Linked DNA regions of Homo sapiens: region 1 is linked to region 2. A link is an interaction called in ENCODE POLR2A ChIA-PET data of the cell type or tissue named here. Cell type or tissue: PC-3. All regions are shown on one strand. Each heading gives the region's core, and the rest is flanking DNA. Links, peaks and the distances in the headings are about the cores only.

Evidence for each region. ChIA-PET counts read pairs that join two places held together with the same protein. Peaks named below come from ENCODE experiments on the same cell type or tissue, not always from the same donor. Only the 100,000 strongest peaks of a DNase experiment are listed, where the experiment ranks them.
Region 1: POLR2A ChIA-PET joins it to region 2 with 5 read pairs; 3 of 35 experiments call an interaction of 5 or more read pairs at or near these places.

Annotation. Positions count from the first base shown.
Region 1 is chr2:152,724,802-152,734,136 of GRCh38, forward strand. All of the region lies in intron 2 of ARL6IP6 (ARF like GTPase 6 interacting protein 6), which reads left to right. Among named protein-coding and RNA genes, the nearest start is that of ARL6IP6, 11 kb to the left of the region's middle. In PC-3, for the core only: no CTCF peak of the experiment used is centred there; no DNase peak of the experiment used is centred there.
Region 2 is chr2:152,522,010-152,531,344 of GRCh38, forward strand. It overlaps FMNL2 (formin like 2), which reads left to right. Exons shown (of 26, transcript NM_052905.4): 2 at 1-17. Among named protein-coding and RNA genes, the nearest start is that of PRPF40A, 190 kb to the right of the region's middle. In PC-3, for the core only: no CTCF peak of the experiment used is centred there; a DNase peak (open chromatin) is centred at 3,492; H3K4me3 peaks cover 923 bases; H3K27ac peaks cover 1,726 bases.

The sequences.
Region 1 (9,335 bases), core at 1,442-6,441, 200 kb after region 2:
TTTTGACAAGTTTTGAGTTGATGCTCTGCATGCTGCTAGTTAGGGGGCTATATATACTTTGAACACCACTGGCCTAGTAGTTCCCAAACCTGACATAAAAAAAAAAGCAAAAAAACGAAGACCCTGGAGATTTTCTTTTTTTGCTTTTACGGAATCTTAGACCCTATAATTATCTACTGAATCGAAGTAACTTAATTGGCTGTATGTGTCAGTGTACACTGTACAATCAGGGCTCATTGGACCATTTTTCATTTCTGAATTATTTCGAGCAGTTCTGTTTGTAAGGATTGAAATTTCATGACTTATTCTTTCTTAGGGATCTTCAAAAGAATAAAGAAAACTGAGCTATATTTCTCATAAAGTTTATTTGATCTTGAAATTACCACATTGGTCTATTGGACATTTTTTAATTTTGAAATACGTTTTGGGATTTTAGTGGTCACATATTGTTCTTTCTCAAAACATTCTCCTATTTCATTATTTTAGTATTACTCATCAATTCTCAACTATGGTCGAAAGAATAAAATAATTATGATGGAATTAGGATTCCAGTAAGACTTTCCTAAGACTTTAAGTATTTTTTTCATCTTTTATGAGGTCTGCATCCTAATTTATTTGATACTGTTTGTAAGTGGACAGATGCTAAGGGCAGATGTGTATACAAAGGTGATTTGGAAAAAAAAATGCAAAAAAGAATTATTGGGTTGACCATTTGAATTGTTTGTAATCTAAAAATGAAAATATGTTACAAATTATGGAGCAAAGAAGATTGTTGTCCTCTTTTCGTCAAAATAAGCCATGAAAGGCTTAAAAATTCCTTCAAACATTGTGTTTTAATGACGCAAGTGCAAAAAAAAAAAGCAGGAATAATGACAAGCTGTAACCAATTTGAGATGTATCTGAAATCTGGAAGTGGTATTTACAAGATGGATATGTTGTAGATTCATACATGAAGTTAGTAAGCAATTATTTGCACTCAGGTCGTGCCCATTTTTGGTGTACATGACTTTAGGGAAACTGGGAATTGAAATTCGGATTTGCTGTATTTATTTCTTATGAAAATTTTTAACAAAGTTTTTTTCCTGCTGTCTTTTTGCTCTCTAAATTATTCTTCAAGTGTCATGAAAATAAAGGAAATAAAAAAGCCTCTTTGGACTTATATGATAAAAATATTGATGACTGTTTTCCCTGTTATACTGAAGATTACAAGCTTCAGAGGAGAATATAAATTTAACAGGATTGCCCATGAATTAATTGTTTAAAGCTGGATGATGGGTATATGAGTTTTATATACTTCTCTCAACTTTTTCCTGTGTTTGAAATGATCTGTAATAAAAGTGTTGGGTTTTTTTTTTAATTTTCCCATGTGAATCTAATGATTTACCAATGTTGGGAACTACAGGTGTTATTTATTTTTGAAATTTCAGTCACTTAATCTGTCAGAGGATCACCTTCCTCATCTGTTTCAACAGAAAGATGTAGAAATGCTACAGTCTGGGTTGCAGGTGGTCGGGCGATTGGGTGAAGGCCTTAACCAGTGTAACTGCTATAGCTACCATGCACTCTGCACCCACTATGCTCATGTTGCATTGGCAGGAGAGGAGAGAGCACTTTCCTCTGCTCCTGCACTTGGCTTTGACGTGTAAAGAGACACTTTGCTCTAGGGATTTAAAGACTTGAGCTATCTATAGAATGTGATTTAGAGAGGATACCAAATTATTTAAAATAATGGTCATCCTCTCAAGTTAGAAAACTATAGAATCTAATAAAGTTGAGAACATTTGCTTACATAAACATTTAAAAATTGATGGTTAGTTTCATGCATATGATACATCTAAGTTTTATTAGTAGCCAGCTGGTAATAGTTTTTACAACTTTTAAAGTTAGCTAAGTACAGCCATACACCACATACCATTTTGGTCAACAGTGGTCTGCATATATGCCTGTATGATGGTGGTCCCATAAGATTACAGTGGAGCTGAAAAATTCCTATTTAGTGGCATTGCAACTGTCCTAACTTGGTAGTACAATATATTGCTCACATGTTGGTGTTGATGCTGGTATAAACCAACCTATTACCAATCTAGTTTTATATAACCTTCCAGTCATAAAAAAAAATACAGCACAATTACGTGCAGTACATAACATAATTCTTGATAAACAATTATGTTACTGGTTTATGTATTTACTATGCTTCTTATTGTTTTAGATTATATTACTTCTGCTTAAAAAAAGTTGACTGTAAAACAGCCTCAGGCAGGTCCTTCAGGAGGTATCCCAGAAGAAGGCATTGTTGTCATAGGAGATGACAGTTTCATGCATGTTGTTGCCCTTGAAGACCTTTCAGTGGAAAAAGATGTGACAGTGAAAAACAGTGATATTACCTTGACCCTATGTAGGCCTAGGCTAATGTGTGTGTGTCTTAGATTTCAACAAAGAAGTTTAAAAACTAAAAAATTAGAAATAGAAGCTTATAGAGTAATGGTATAAAGAAAAAACATTTTTGCACAGCTGTACAGTGTCCTTTTGTTTTAAACTGTTAGTAGAAAAGGGTAAAGTTAAATTTTAAAATTTATAAAGTAAGAAAGTTACAGTAAGCTAAGGTTAATTTATTAATGAAGAGAAAAATTTTTTAATTTAGCGTAACCTAAGTGTACAGTGTTTATAATAGTCTATTGTAGTGGACAGTAGTGTCCTTGGCCTTCACCTTCACTCATCAGTCACTCGCTCACTGATTGACCCAGAGCAACTCTTTGTCCTGTAAGCTCCATTCATTGTAAGTACCCTATACAGGTGTACCATATTTTATCTTTTACACTGTATTTTTACTGTACCTTTTCTATATTTAAGTATGTTCAGATACACAAGTACTTATTGTTGTATTACAGTCGCGTGCAGTATTTGGTATAGTAACATGCCGCACAGGTCTGTAGCATTGGAATAATAGGATATAACTGTATAGCTCATAGGTGTGTAGTAGGCTATATACCTAGGTTTTTGTAAGTACGCTCTTGTGATGTACAAACAACAACGAAATCACCTAATGATGCATTTCTCAGAACATATCCCTGTCATCAGTGTATGATTGTATTGTATTTTCATTGTTAGTATCATAAAATGCATTAGTTACGTAAGTAATTTAATCTCACCAGGAAAGATTCCAACAATTAAAGCAAAGGCTTTCACCGATCTACCTGTGTGTCTTTTTACATCTTTTTCTCTTTGTTTACATATGTATAGTCATTTAAAATACATGTTTTTTTCACTGTTATAGGAAAAATATAATTGGAATCATGTATATTTTGCAGCCTTGTTAAAGTGCCTTTTGGAGTATATTCTGTATTAGTATACATAGGTCTACCTCATTTTTTCATGACTGCATTGTATTTCATAATATAAGTATACCAGTTTATTTAAACATTTCAAATGTCAGAATCTCTTACCCAGGACTTGGAAATTACTAGTATACAGTCACGTTTAATCCCATTGTTTACTTATGAAGTTTTATGAAGTGTGTGCAATTGATTGCCTAACACTTATTTAATAGGAAACCTTTCCCTAGTATAGGAACCATGAGAGTTTTGTTTTTTTCTGGTGTATTCTGATTATATATAATATGTGTAAATTGGTGCCTCTGTGTCTGACTTCATAAAACTTCTTGAAAGTTGCCTCATCCCCGTAAGCTAAAACTGTTAAACAAAATGAAAATATTTAGAGCATATAACAGCCTCTTTTGCTGGAAGGTTTTATAGAAATAAAGTTGCCAGCATATTTTTAGAAGAGTAACTGCTCCCTGACACCAGAATGGCTTATTTTGAAAAATAAGCCAAAACAAATATACCCTTAGATAGGTGTCTATAATATTCCAGCAAAGGGATTGGGATAGGAAATTCCTACCCATCCCTGTTTTTGCTTTGGATGAAAACAGTCTTAAGAGGTTTCAATTGATGGAAAAGATTAGTATACATCATTTCATTGGCCAGACGTGGTGGCGTCTGACTGAAATCCCAGAACTTTGAGAGCCCCAGGCAGGCGGATCATGAGGTCAAGAGATCAAGACCAGCCTGGCCAACATGGTGAAACCTCGTCTCTACTAAAAGTACAGAAATTAGCTGAATGTGGTGGTGCACACCTGTAGTCCAGCTACTCTGGAGGCTGAGGCAGGAGAACTGCTTGAACCTGGGAGGCGGAGGTTGCAGTGAGCCGAGATTGCGCCACTGCACTCAGCCTGGCAACACAGCAAGATTCCTTCTCAAAAAAAAAAAAAAAAATTAATATACATCACTTTGGCTGGGCACAGTTGCTCACGCCTGTAATCCCAGAACTTTGGGAGGCTGAGGCGGGTGGAACATGAAGTCAGGAGTTCAAGACCAGCCTAGTCAAGATGGTGAAACCCTGTGTCTACTAAAAATACAAGAATTAGCTGGGTGTGGTGGCAGGCGCCTGTAATCCCAGCTACTTGGGAGGCTGTGCCAGAGAATTGCTTGAACCTGGGAGGTGGAGGTTGCCTGGGTGGCAGAGCCAGACTTTGTCTGTGTGTGTGTGTGTGTGTGTGTGTGTACACACATATATGCACACACATCATTTCATCAACTGATGAATATTGAGCTGTAGAGAAGAACGAAGGATGTGTGTATTTATTTAAAAGCCTGCAACCTTTGGTAGCAGTTATTCTGGAAATTTGTAACATCTATGTCCTTGTACAACTGTACCCTTAAATACAAGAATGTTCCTTGGAGCATTGTTTGTAATAGAGAAAAGCTAGAATTAAAAAAAAACACACACACAACAGAACTGTGGCTGTGGGTGCTGATAGGAAAGGTCTCCAGAATATGTGAAAAAAGCAAAATGCAGAACCATTTTTCTGGTGAGAATCTCACTTGTGGAAAATAAGCTGAGAAGATATATATACGTTTTATATATAACTAGCTTTATATATGTACCTGTATTACCTAGATATGTATATAATTTTTGGAAAGATGCACACCAGACTCTTAGCTGATCACTTTTAGGAATGAAATTGGCAAACTGAGGAAGGAAGAATTTCATTTAATATGCTTTCATTTTTATATTCTTTTTAAAGTTGTTAATTCTTTCTAAGGGCTTATAAAACATCAAAATTTTAGCATGAGGATTCTGCAGGTACTGACTTGTAAAAAATTTAGTTGTTGGGGAGTTACCATTTTCTGTGGCTTTTCTGCTTATTTGCAAATGAATTAGGTAATTTCCCGAATCATAAACACTTCTAGACCACAATATTGCAATGTACTTTTTTTACCCCTATCATTGTGACCTGACTTACCCATGATGCAGCTTCTGATTAGTTTAAAATGAACATAAAATAATAAAAATGCTCAATGCGAAGTAAGTACTTAGATTGTGGAATAGTAATTTTGGAAAAACTCAAGAATATTCTTGTATTAAATTTGACAGGTACCCTATTAAAGCACTCAAGTGAAAAAGTTCAACAGGCTTTAGAAAGCCTCACATTTGATTATTTTTATGTTACTTTGTGTCTTTCCTCACTTATCTAGAAGTTTCATCGTTCTATAGCAGTCCCCAAACACTTTATTTTTCTTAACTATCATCTTTGTTCTGGAGAAGTATGTTAAACTTTGAGTAAACTTGTCAATTATTTTCTCCCCTCTTTAGACATAGTCATCTAAATAATAGCAAATAACAGCTATTTGGCAGTATAGCAACCCCTAAGTTGTAGTTGTAGACTAAATCTTATAATTTTTTTTTTTTACCCTCTATCCTGATAGATTGGTAGGAAGGTTATTCTAAGGTTCTGTTCACCCAATTCCAGGTTGGGTTGAGGTGCTAGAGGTGGATACTGTGCCAGGATATTGGGGTGAAGGTGCAGACTAATCCTCAAGACATTTGCTATAGTGAGTATTGAAGTATCTTTTATTGTGGTCAGGATGGTGTTTCAGATGTGGCAACTTCCAGCCACATGACCATGTGGTGTTTCTATGCCAGGCTTAGGGCAGAGGCATCTGCAGGCTTGGCTCTGTACTTACCTACCAAGATACTGTACACAGCTATACTCCCTGTGTGGTTTTGCATGGGCTTTTCTAGATGCTTTTGTCAGGAAGCCCCAGTAGCACTACTCCCTTTCCCCATTTACACACATAAGTGCAAACATGCATACAACCTACTTTATTTAAACTAAGGAAATCTTTCTCACTTGTCGATAAGCCCCTCACTCTCTCCCTGTTCCACACAAACATTTTATCTGTACTCCAATCAACTCATTGTCTTTGCTGTGCATTCAAGACATATTGTGTTTATCCACACTCCTATCCCTGATTATATCTGTACACTGGTTTCTGTAAATATTGTGCAATGTAAAGTAGAAAAACAGGCTATTTCTTCTTTCTGCTTTGCCACATCCCTCTTCTGGAGAAATGAACACAGAGCCCATTAGCTCTTTAACAGGTGGGAGATGGGAGGAGGGAACTATCAGGAGATATAATTTACCACACTTTCTATTAATAATTCTTCTGAGTCTGTACTTTAACAGTTTTTTCAGTCTGTTACTGAGCTTCACAAGATTTACAAACAGTCCATTGCATGTACTTTTTACCTGCTTCTTGCTAAAATAAGACTGGTGGATAATTTGTATAGTCAGGAAATTTGATAATTCGTAAGTCATCTGCTAGGGTTCTCAACTCTTCCTGTATTCTTGAGGCATGGAACACACTCTCAGAAACCTGTTTTAAAGACGCAGTTTAAAAATGAGTCCACAAAGATTCTGATACGACCTCCTTGCTGCTCCTCTGTTCAAAAAGTACTACCTGACTGAATTTTTTTATTTTTTACAAATTTACTTAGTTCTATTTTGAATAGGTAGAATAGTCATATGGGTCAAAATTCAAAAAGTGTAAAAGAGTATAGACTGAAAAGGCTTACTCTTTTCTCCCAACCACTCTTTCCTCCCTCCTCAGAGAACCAATGTTAAATTCTTACATCCTTCCAGAAATTTTTTAAAATATCTAAGTACAATATACATTTCTTCATATATACAACATATGTATATATGTATGTGTATAATACATATTTTCCCCTTATTTATACAAATGCATAGAGCTGTTCTGAACTTTCAGTTTTTCAGCTCACCAGTATATTTTCAGGATCTTTCCATATCAGTACCTAAAGAGCTTCCTCATTCATTTTTATAGCTGCATAGTATTCTATTGTATGGATGTACTTAATTAACCAATCCTTTACCTTCATTACTGATAATTTAGGTTGTTTTCAATCTATGTTATTATGAACAAAGCTACAGAGAACAATCTTGTATATACATCATTTTATACAGGTTTGTATAATATACAAAGGTATATATATATAAAATTGTATATTATAATATACAGAGATATATTGTCCTAAAGACATATAAAGTTACTGGAGTAAAGAACATATATGTGCATCATTTTAACAGATACTGCCAAACTGCTCTCCATAGAAATTAAAACAATTTACTCTCCAAAACAGCCATGCATGAAGAGTTTCTGTTTATTCACAGCCTCAGCATCAGAGAATGTTATCCAACTTTTTGATTTTTGTCAGTTGATGAAAAAATGATACCTAATTTCTCTGATTATTAATGGTATTGAATTGAGCATCTGTTCATGTTTTAACATTTGTAGTTTTTATTCTGCAATTGCATTTAACTTTATATTTGGATTTTGGATTGCTGGTCTTTTTTTTTATTGGCTTCTAGGAATTATCTGTATTAGCAGGAAATTTTCCCTTATGCTGTAAGTTGCAAAGGTATGTTTTATTTAAAAATTTTTTGTCATTCAATTTGACATTTTATTTTGCTATGCATATATAGTAATATGTGTGTTTACCTATATACAGTTGTCCCTCAGTATCCATGAGGAATTGGTTCCAGGACCCCCTCTGGATACCAAAATCTGGATCCTCAAGTCCTTTATATGAAATTGGATAGTATTTGTATATGACCTATGCACATCCTCCCATTTACTCTCTCTAATACCTAATATAATGTAAATGTTATGTAAATAGTTGTTATACTGTATTGGTTTTGATTGGCATTATTTTTATTGTTGTATTGTTACTTTTTTTTTTTCCAAATATTTTTCATCCAAGGTTGGTTGAATTCCAGATACGGAACTTGTGGATAGGAAGGGCTGACTGTATATAGTTGAAATTCTGTGTCTTATATGAGTCTTGAATTTTTGTATCATGGTTAGAAAGGTCTTTATCTCTCCAAGGCTATAAATGACTTTTCCAGTTTTTCCAATGATTGCTTCTACAACTTTATATTTAGATTATTTGGTACGTTTTAGAATTTAGTCTGGTATAGGGTATCTGGTATGGATCTAACTTCTTTTCCTTTTTGTAAGTGGTCACCCCATTGAATTAGTAACATTTTTTATTAATCTATTTGGGCCTTCTTCCGAATCTTGTGTTCTGCTTCGTTCTGTTGTTTGTTTGTTTGTTTGTTTTTGAGAAAGAGTCTCACTCTGTCACCCAGGCTGGAGTGCAGTGGTGCTGTCTTTGCTCACTGTAACCTATGCCTCTGGATTCAAGTGATTCTCCTGCCTCAGTCTCCCAAGTAGCTGGGATTACAGTCATGCACCACCATGCCCAGCTAATTTTTGTATTTTTAGTAGAGGTGGTTTCACCGTGTTGGCCAGATTGGTCTCAAACTCTTGGCCTCAAGTAATCCTCTTGCTTCAGCCTCCCAAAGTGCTGGGATTACTGGCATGAGCCACCACGCCCGGCCCTGTCGTCTATTTGTATATCAGTACACACCGTTTTAGGTATTCAGTTCCTATACTATTTCAATATTTGGTTGGACTAGTCTCTATTTTTGCTTATTATTTCATGTCAATTTTAGAATTAACTATTATTCTTCCAAGAAAAATATGCTTACATTTTCCATCTGAATTCTGATGTTACCTCCTTAAAGTGGTAACATCTTATTTATTCAAAATAGTTATCACAATATATAGTTATCTTGTTAATTTACTTACATGTTTTATTATCTTCCTATCCCACTAGAATTACTTCATGAAGACAGCAATCTTTTTTATTTTGCTCATCCCTATATCCCCATTACCTAGCACAATAACCAACACATAGTAGCCCCTCAATATAGATTGAGTGGGTGAATAAGTGAGTTAATTTATAAAATTTTTGAAAACTTGACATCAAAATAAAGCTGTACTTCTTACTAAAGGGAGTTGACCACTTAAATATCAGTATTTCCTGTCTTCCTATAACCACAAGAAGAAGTCATTATCCTTTTATTATTATTAATGGGTTATGAATAGTATCCAAAAACCTTTAAATTAGCT
Region 2 (9,335 bases), core at 1,348-6,347:
AACTGATTTGTGATCAGGTAAGAAACAGTGACACTTTCTTTTATGAAAAAAGTAATGAAAGAAGAGATCCAGTGTGAATTTTATGGTATGTCAATATCATGATTGAAAAACAAGATATTTGCTTCTGCGACAGAGATAGGAAAAAAGAAGAGAACTTCAGAGAAATAACAATATGTTTGTGTGGATCTTCTTTGGATCCCAGTTTGAACAAGCTAATTATTAAAAAGACTTCTTGAGAAAATTGGGAATATTTGATTAGTGACTGAGATGCTTCCAAGAAATTATTGTTGATTTTGTTTGATCGTAAAGTACATAGAATAATACTGGGCACATAGTAGGTGCCTCTAAACTTGTGTGGCTGCCTCTGTTGCTGCTGAAGGGCCCAGATATTAAATATTGTGACTGTTACTGTTTTTATTTTCAACTTGTCCTTAAAAGATTCAGAGAAAGTTATATCAAGTTGATATGGTTTGGCTGTGTCCCCACTCAAATCTCATCTTGAATTCCCACATGTTATGAGAGGAACCCGGTGGGAGGTAATTGAATTATGGGGGCAGGTCTTTCCTATGCTGTTCTTGTGGTAGTGAGTAAGTCTCATGAGATCTGATGGTTATCATAAGGGGGCGTTTCCCTGCACAAACTCTTTGCTCTTTTCTGCCTCCATATGAGACATGCCTTTCACCTTCCGCCATGATTGTGAGGCTTCCCCAGCCACATGGAACTGTGAGTTCTCCATTAAATATCTTTCCTTTGAAAATTGCCCAGTCTCAGGTATGTCTTTATCAGCAGTGCAAAAACAGACTAATAGACAAATATATCATTATCTGTTATCCAAACATACTTTATGGTTTGAATAGCTGTTATATGATGCTGTCAGAAAAAGCCTCAGCTATAGATTTCCAGTCTAAAAATATTACTACCAACCTTATTTGTGAAGCCTTAAAATTATGACTGTGGGGTGGTGTTGATATCCAACATACAGGACACCCCCGGGCCCCAATGCCGTGTGCACGCAAATATTAATACAAATATTAATTTTACTTCTTGGATACAAATATTAATTTTACTTAAGCATATAGCATGGATATAGTATATGTTATTTAGGATACATGTTAACAGGAAAGGTACACAAAGTGATAGATAATGTTAAAGAAATTGATTTCCAAAAGAAACTATATAAATAAGAGTGTGAGGACTTATGGAGAAATTATTTCAGGTTTCAGTTTCATGAAAAATTACCATATGGACATGGTGAATCATGGAACTGGTCATTGTTTTCCTTGGCTGCTAAGATGCTCAGAGACAGATTTGTGGCCTGAGCCACAAATTTGGTATAAATGCTTATAAGAGACCATTTATACCAACTACACAGTACTTCAATGACATGTGTTTTACCAACCTCATCCATGGCTTCATCTCATTATTCCTGCCTGCATTTTCCCTCCACACTGATATCCTCACTGAAAAAAACTTACATGAAGTTGTAAACTTTTGTAAATTATCATTTTGAACAAGATATATTTAAATATATCAGCATTACTGGTGAACAAAGATTATTCTTGCATTGATAACTAAACTGAAATGTTCTCTATGCTATAGGCATTGTACAAATTAGTGCATTGAATCTGTTCTGCTTCTCTCTAAGGAAGCAAATATGGAGTGTCACAATAAATGCTTTCTCATGACTTGACTTTATCATGAAGTGGCCGTTCATTATTTAATTTGGGGCATCCATTTTTTCATACTTCTGTATGATTGCATTAGTCTATCACTTTGTTTTGTAAGTATTTATTTAAGTGTGTCTCCCTCAAGAGTAAGTTCCTTTAGGATATGGGCCTCTAACAACTTGCTTAGTGCTTGAAACGTGCTTATTGAAAACATGTTGAATGAAAGAAATAATGGCTAATATGGAAGACAGTGGAGAGGAAGCTTGCATTATTGGCAGAGAGGGCAGAAGGGAAAAAGCAGTTGAAAGAGGTGGCCTGGAAGACTAAGCAGAAGTTTGCTGTTTCCATATCCTTCTCACCTTCCTCTACCTGTCAGTGTGGTTTGCTTTTGGTAAAGGAAAGCAATTCACTGCTCATTTTTAGGAATTACTTTAAAGAGAGAAGGATAACATTTTTAAATGTAATAATTCAGTGGTACTAAATACATTCATGTTGAAGATAAATATTTCTTAATATGACAGATGCTGATAGGAATAGAGAATAAATTCCAGAAATTCTGTCCCAAATTTAACCAAATTAAGATTAAATCCCAAAGAGCTTTCTATAGTAACAATATTGCAGAAATGCCTCTTGGTCCTTTCCTGACTCATTGCATAAATACAAAGATGACCTGAGCTTCTAGTGGGTCTCAAAGGTGAAAGTAACATGGGAGACGTGTCTAACTAATTCTGGAGGGAGTGGGGCTACGGAAGCCACGGAACAGAGACATCTGTGCTGGATTTTGGGTGCAGTGAGGTGTATCCCAGCGTACCCATTTCTGTGTTATAGTAGGTGAACAGAGTTCCCATGAAGACATTATTAATTTAAGGACTCTGTGGGGACACAGAGGCAAATTTTGTAGTGTGAGCGTAGAAAGCTAGAAATGTCAGGTTTCTTTGATAACTGCAAATAAAACCCCTGAAGCTACTTAGCTGTAAGAGCTCTTTCAGTGGCATTTACACTTATGGAAAGAGAGAAAGCCCCTTAATCTCACTTGTGCCTCAGTTTTTGGTGCAGACCCTGTGCTGCACGTTTTGGTTTTGGAGCTTTGGCCATTTCCCGTAAGTTTAGAACTCTTAGCACAGTGGGTACTGTGGATAAATGCTGGTTTAGGGGGTTTAGAGATCCTGGATGAATTTAGACTTTTAGATCATTTATATCTAGAAGGGCTGTTAGAGACCATTTATCCCAAGCCACTCTGACTTTACTTTTTCTATTGAAAAAGTTAACACATGCTTGTCCAAGAAAGCTTGTGGAGGAGCATGTGGAGTGAAGTGCGCGTCCCTTCGCCTTTCCTATCTGTTTCCCAAGCCCCTTATTTTATAGATGATGAAACTGAGGTTCATAGAGCCTAAATGAGTAGGCCAATGCCAAGGTCACCCAGATAGTGAAACGAGAACATCTGTTTCCAAACTCTACTCACAAGCTTTTTCATTTGTTGCCTGTTATACCAGGGATCTGGAAACAAGCCATTGAAGCAAAAATTATAGTAGGTAAGGGTTTCTTACCGAAGTTTTGTGTGTGGCTGCTCAAATGATTTAGGGGGTGCCTACAGAACTTACAGGTTGTGGATTCATAACTGTGCCCCTGCTGGATGATCAAGTGGAAGTGGTTAGTCAAAGAATTCAGGACATTGGAGATGACTAATGCAGATGGGTGTAGATTCCACCAACATATAATCCAGTCCAGAAGCTGTTAGAGGTGCCATCCCTATGCTGGGTTATAAAAGCTTCCTTCTGTGTTTGCTGTTGCTGAGGGTGTGATTGGTTATTTTCTGTGGTGATTTGGCATGAGTGGACCTTGCCTCCTGATAGCTGGCTGTTGCTTTGCATAGTAGCCTTGGGGCAAGGGCCCAACGGAAGGGTGAGACATGGAAAATCTCCCCTTTCTTTACTTATATAAAGCGATGGAGAGAAGCAGATTAAAAAACAAAACAAAAGATGAGCGTGAAGAGGTAGCAGGAAATTGTAGCCACTTAGACTCAGCTTCCTGTGCGAAGCGTTTCAGGGAGGTCAGACTGCATCTCTCCAGGCTTGGCATGGGTCCTGATCTAGGGAAGGGGAAGCCCTCTGCTGCCACTCAGCCGGAGCAGAGTCAGGCCAGTGGCACTAAGAAGCCTCATTACTCTCATTGTGAGAGGTGATCTCTTGTCTTTTTCAACACAGCTGACCCATACCATATACATGTATTTAATCATTAAGAATATAATTTTTTTTAAACCCTTTACTTGTGGTCAAATACTATTTCTTTAAAAAAGAAGGGCAGGTTTTTTACTGGAGAACGTGCATCAATATTTAAGCCAATTTGCCATTGGAATTAAATTTTCTAAAACATTAAAGAGCAAATATATCTCCATGGTTTTTAGTGTTGGTTATTTTTTTTGAAAGTGTTCATGTTTTTGTGAGCCAGTTAAAGCTCTTTCCTGCCTAGTAAACAAGTACTACAGAATCCTGATAAATTAGTTCCTGTGGGCCATTCCAGGTAAGGAGGACTTGTCCTTGGAGCACCAGGGGTGCTAAATGAGTAGTGACAGTGGTGGCATTTTTATAGCCTATTTTGATGTTGGTGGCTGCTATGTTAGAGTCATTTGAGCAAGCATAGGAAGAGCAGAGACAGTGGTGAAGAAGCTGAAGGAAAAGATGGTGATGCCAGCAATAACCTTTCCCTGGCCCTTTCCCTCCTTTTTGCTCCTAGACTTCAGACTTAGTCTGCCTTTTAGCCCTGTTTCCCAAGTTCCAGGCTTTGATTCTACATTTAGCTATGCTCACTCCTTTCTGGCTTCTCACTCCCAGCTGTTGGGATAGCAGACAGCCATTTCTCCCTCTCCTTCTCCTCCCTTCCTTCTATCCTCTGGCTAACTGACATGCTTCCTGTACTTAATATGTTAAATTGGTTATATTTTTATCAAGTTTACAATACTGTGGTATGATTAAATGCTATTTTAAAATTATTAGGTTTTTGCGATCTGTTTAATTCTTTTCAAATTTTGTCTTTTGACCCTTAGTTTTCTCTTATCATTTTGATATCCAGTCTTCCCCCTCTATACATTCATTCTTTTGATTGTGCATTAGTCAGATTTTTTGTTTGGTATTTGTTTTCTAGTTCATCTTTTTTTTAAAAAAATCGGTATGCACCTTATAAAATTTTTCTCTTGTATTCAAATAAGGTCATCACAATTAAAACGAATAGTAATTTCTTAATATCTCCTGTTGTCCAGTTTATTGTTCTCAATTTTCCTTAAGATGTTCTTCCTATCTAGTTTGCTCAAATGATAATCTGGTACAGGATCAGTCACATATTGTATCTGGCCATGTATTCCTTAAATTACTTTAAACTGGAGTAGACTTTTGTTTATGATGCTCATGTGGTGAATATAGTAGGCAAGCCCTCTTGTAGAAAGTTTTGTTTTCTGCACTTACCTGTTTCCTAGGGGTGCCTTAGCTCCTGAGTTTCCTGTTAACTAGAAGTTAGACTTGAAGTCATTACAGATTGATGTTGAACATCTTTGTGAAGAATATCATAGAAAAATAATGTCTGGTTGTCCCATCATTAAATAAGTTTGGCCAGTGACAACTTGATGGCCCCATTGTGTAACTGTTTTCCCCTTGTGCTGGAGAGAATTCTGTTTGGTGTCACTTTGTCACCATATATACGTCCAGTTACCTATCAACCTTGTACCTAATGGGTTTGAAACCAATTGATAATCTTTTGTTGAATCAGTTTCATTACAAACTGGAAAAAGATTATTTTCTAATCTCTCTTTCCTTCTATTAATACAGTAAACTAGTAACTAGAGCTTTCAACTGGGACTTGGTTTATCCTGGAATATAATTATTCCTGGAATTTTTCCCCTCAATTGCCATTTTTTTAAGTAAGAATTTGGATTAATAGATACCTCATAAGATGACCAGTGGGTTTTCTGTGGTCTCCTTTTTTGAATATCACTACGAACTCATGAATTTTCATGGGTTCATCATGTTTCAATCAATGTGATATTATTTTTGAGGCTCATATGATCACTTCTTTGATCTATGGGAATCCCTTGGTGCTGGTTCTTGTGTCCTTTTCACATGACCCTCTTAATCCTTGAGAGCTTGTTTTATGGTATGAAACATATCTTCTTTGTATCTTAACTTGTATCTTCTTTGCCCAGGCCCAGGATAAATCATTTCTCCAATGATCCCTTTTCTTTTTAGTGGGAGGTAGTATTAGAGATGAGGAAGTGCATGCAAAAGGTTTTTATAGCTGCTGAGTGAATTTGCTTCTCAGTGTAAGTTTCTAGACCTTGAAAATACAGGTCCAGAATTTATGGATTCAATATTTTCAAATCAATTTTCATTAATTTTCTTAATCTCTTTGATTTTATAGTTACCTTTCTTTTACAATGAAATGTTTGATTCCTAACAGTAATATAATTATTTACCTTTTTCTATCATATAAAAACTTTCAAAACAAATATGAGTATCATTACTACCTAAAACATTACTAAGTAAATTACTGACTGTAGTATAAGGTTTTTTGTAGTTTTCTGTGCACCAAATGATAGGGTAACGAATAGATGCTATCTTAGCGTCCTACGGCTGCCATAACAAATTACTGCACATTTGGTGGCTTACAATAACAGAAATGTGTTCTCTCATAGACCTGGAGACCAGAAGTCTGAAATCAGGCTGTTGACTGGGCCTTGTTCCCTCCCAAGGCCCTAAAGGAGATTTCTTCCTTTCCTCTCTTTCCTTCTGGTGTCTCTGGGCATTCTTTGGCTTGTGGCTGTGTAAATCCAATCTCTGCCTCCATCCTTACCTGGCCTTCTCCTCGTCTCTGTGTCTTTTCTTGTCTTTTATAAGAACAGTTACTGGATTTAGGGCCTACATGGATAATCTGAGATGATCACATCTTGAGATCCTTAACTTCATGGCATCTGCAAACACCCTTTTTTCCACAAATGGTTATACTCACTGGTGGTTGGGGGAGGAGGTTAGGACATGGCCATATCTTTTGGGGGCCACCATTCAACCCACTACAGACACTAAGATGTATAATGATTCACATAGTAAGGTTTTAATTTACATAATCAGGTTGGATATTGTTGGCCATTGGGGGTCAAATTCTACACAATCAGGGACCCAGGTGAGGCTATTTTCAACACACAGCTTCCCCTTCACCCTGGGAGTCATCTCTTTCCAGTCAAAGGGAGAAAGAACATGCAAATGCACACCTGGGAAGTCTGTGGGCCAGGCCTGGAATTGGCACATATCACCTGCACTCTTACTTGTTGACAAGGACCTGCAAAAAAGGATGAGAAACGGAGACTAGCTGAGCACCCACGGGGAGAAGAAAATGTTTGTTAAACAACGACTGCTAGTCTCTGCCACGATTACCAATTTTGATAGTCTTATAGTTCATTTGTTTTAGGTTGTATTCAGTATTAAAACTTGCCCTTATGTATTCATTAATTTATTCATTGACTAGGCATTTAGTTTTATAGGTGAGGGAAAGGAAAGAGTGAGGTGAGACATGGAGTGTGGATCTGAGTTTTCCTTATAAGTCAAGGAAAAGGCTCCAAATGGTTGGTAGTACCAATTTGTTTGTCCCGAGTTCCAGCAATGTACCAGACAAGAATTGGCTGTGGGACGAGGTTATTTTTCCCACACCTCAGAAGAAAAAGAAAGGCATTTTGTATCTTTGCTACTTTCTGCTTGAGATTTCGAAGGGACTCTTCATTTTCTTGAGCTCTCCAAACCTGAGAAAAGGCACTGAATTAATTGCTGTTGAAAAGAAGTCAAGTTTCTTTTCATTTCCTTCCTAAAAGCAGTTTCCTTTCCTTTAAGACTCACTCCAGGTCTCTGATTCTTTGATTCTGAAACACTGGAAAAGCAATCAAATAGCAGATGCCAACTCTTTGTATGTTGAGCTTTTGGAGTTTTGGAAAGTTGGGTCTGAACCTAGAAGTGAATTTACATTACGTCTTTCCTCTTCTAGAGGTTTCCTTTGGCCTATAGCTTTCACATGGGAGAGAAAAATGCTGGCCTACCCTACAGAGATTGGAGTCAGGGGAGAGAAAAAGGGAGAAAGGTAGTGAAAAGAGGAGAGGAAACAATTATCCCTTTTAAAACCATCCTTTTTGGTGGCTTGATAGAAATACTCTGTCAGAAATGCTGTTTGGTATTCGTTGCCAGAGCTAGACATCAAGGGCTTAGTCTCGTTTGAAATGTTTAGGCTTTAGAAGGAGCAAGATAAGTGGGGAAGGAAAAAAAAGAAAAGAAACTTTTAGGCTGTATTTTGCCAAAATGTATATCACAGTGCCTGCCTTCCTGCCTAGCAATACAAATGGAATTATAGATCCCCCACTCCCACCCCACCTTTTAAAAATGACTTAATTGCCTGAGCTGGCTTAGACTACGTGGTTGTCTTGTTTAAAGTAAAGTTTATCATATGAATGACTTTTATAAACTTGAGGACACTGAGGTTGATCTTTGACTATCTTTTAGAAAATCATTGCTAAGCAAATTAAAATGATTTATTAAGGCAGGTTAGCTAAGAATTTCTACCAAGTGATACAGATACTACCTTATGTCATTTTAACATTTGACTATTTAACTCATACTCTTTGTTTGTAGAAGGCTGTTGTTGCTCACCTTTCACACACAAACACACACACACACAGTCAAAGGGCTTTCTAGAAGTTGTACAGCAAGTGCTTGAGCTGAAACTAAAACTGAAGTCTACTGATGCCTGATTCTGAAAAATTTTATGTTTAAAAAAGTTTTTTGAGAAAACCACCATACAATTGTAGCTTCTCCACCATCAAGCAATTAAATAATTAACTTCACCTTGTGAAGCGTGATGTGCTAGATGCTAAGACCACCACGCTTCAGAAAATATTATGCTGAATGTTTCAAAACAAGGTTGAAAAAAGATACATACACTTAAAAGTAAACTGTAAAAGACTAAATATATAATGGAATGCTCTTAGCCCAGATACATACTGTTTCCTGGTTGCCTACAGTGTTCTTGATGAACTTTCAAGGAAAGAAAGAGTTTAAAAGAAGTCATTTTCTAAAGTCATTGAGGAAATTGAGGTGTCTACAGTCTTTATCCCTGCTGCAGTAGTAAAACAACATTTATTTAGGTAGCAGAAATACAAGGTAAGTTGGTTTAAATTTCTAATGATACTGTAGGTATTTGGGAGTACAGCAAGACTGGAGGAAAACTAATTAGAAATATGGTTTGGGTTTTGTAAGAAACAGCTATACATAGGGCAGAGACTGTGTATATCCTCCGTCAACATGGCGGATACTAGCTGTGGATGAGTCCAAGGCTTGTAGCAGCATCTTCAGGTACTAGAAATATCCTTATACAGATGTTTCTTACCGGTAAAACCACTGTTGGTTCTCTTCACAATCAATTGGACCACAGCCACTTAGTTATTGATATATGTACCCATATTTTCAGATAGAGTATAACTTCAAGTCAGTCTAAAACCCTATAAGATGAGCACATCTAACAGGTTAGGTGTGTGCTTATATATTTTTGTCCTCAGCAATGACCCATTTAGAGGGACCTCCTTTCTACTTTCCTTCTCTGCCTATCCTTAGATCCTATTTGAAAGTTTGGCTTAATGATTGATTT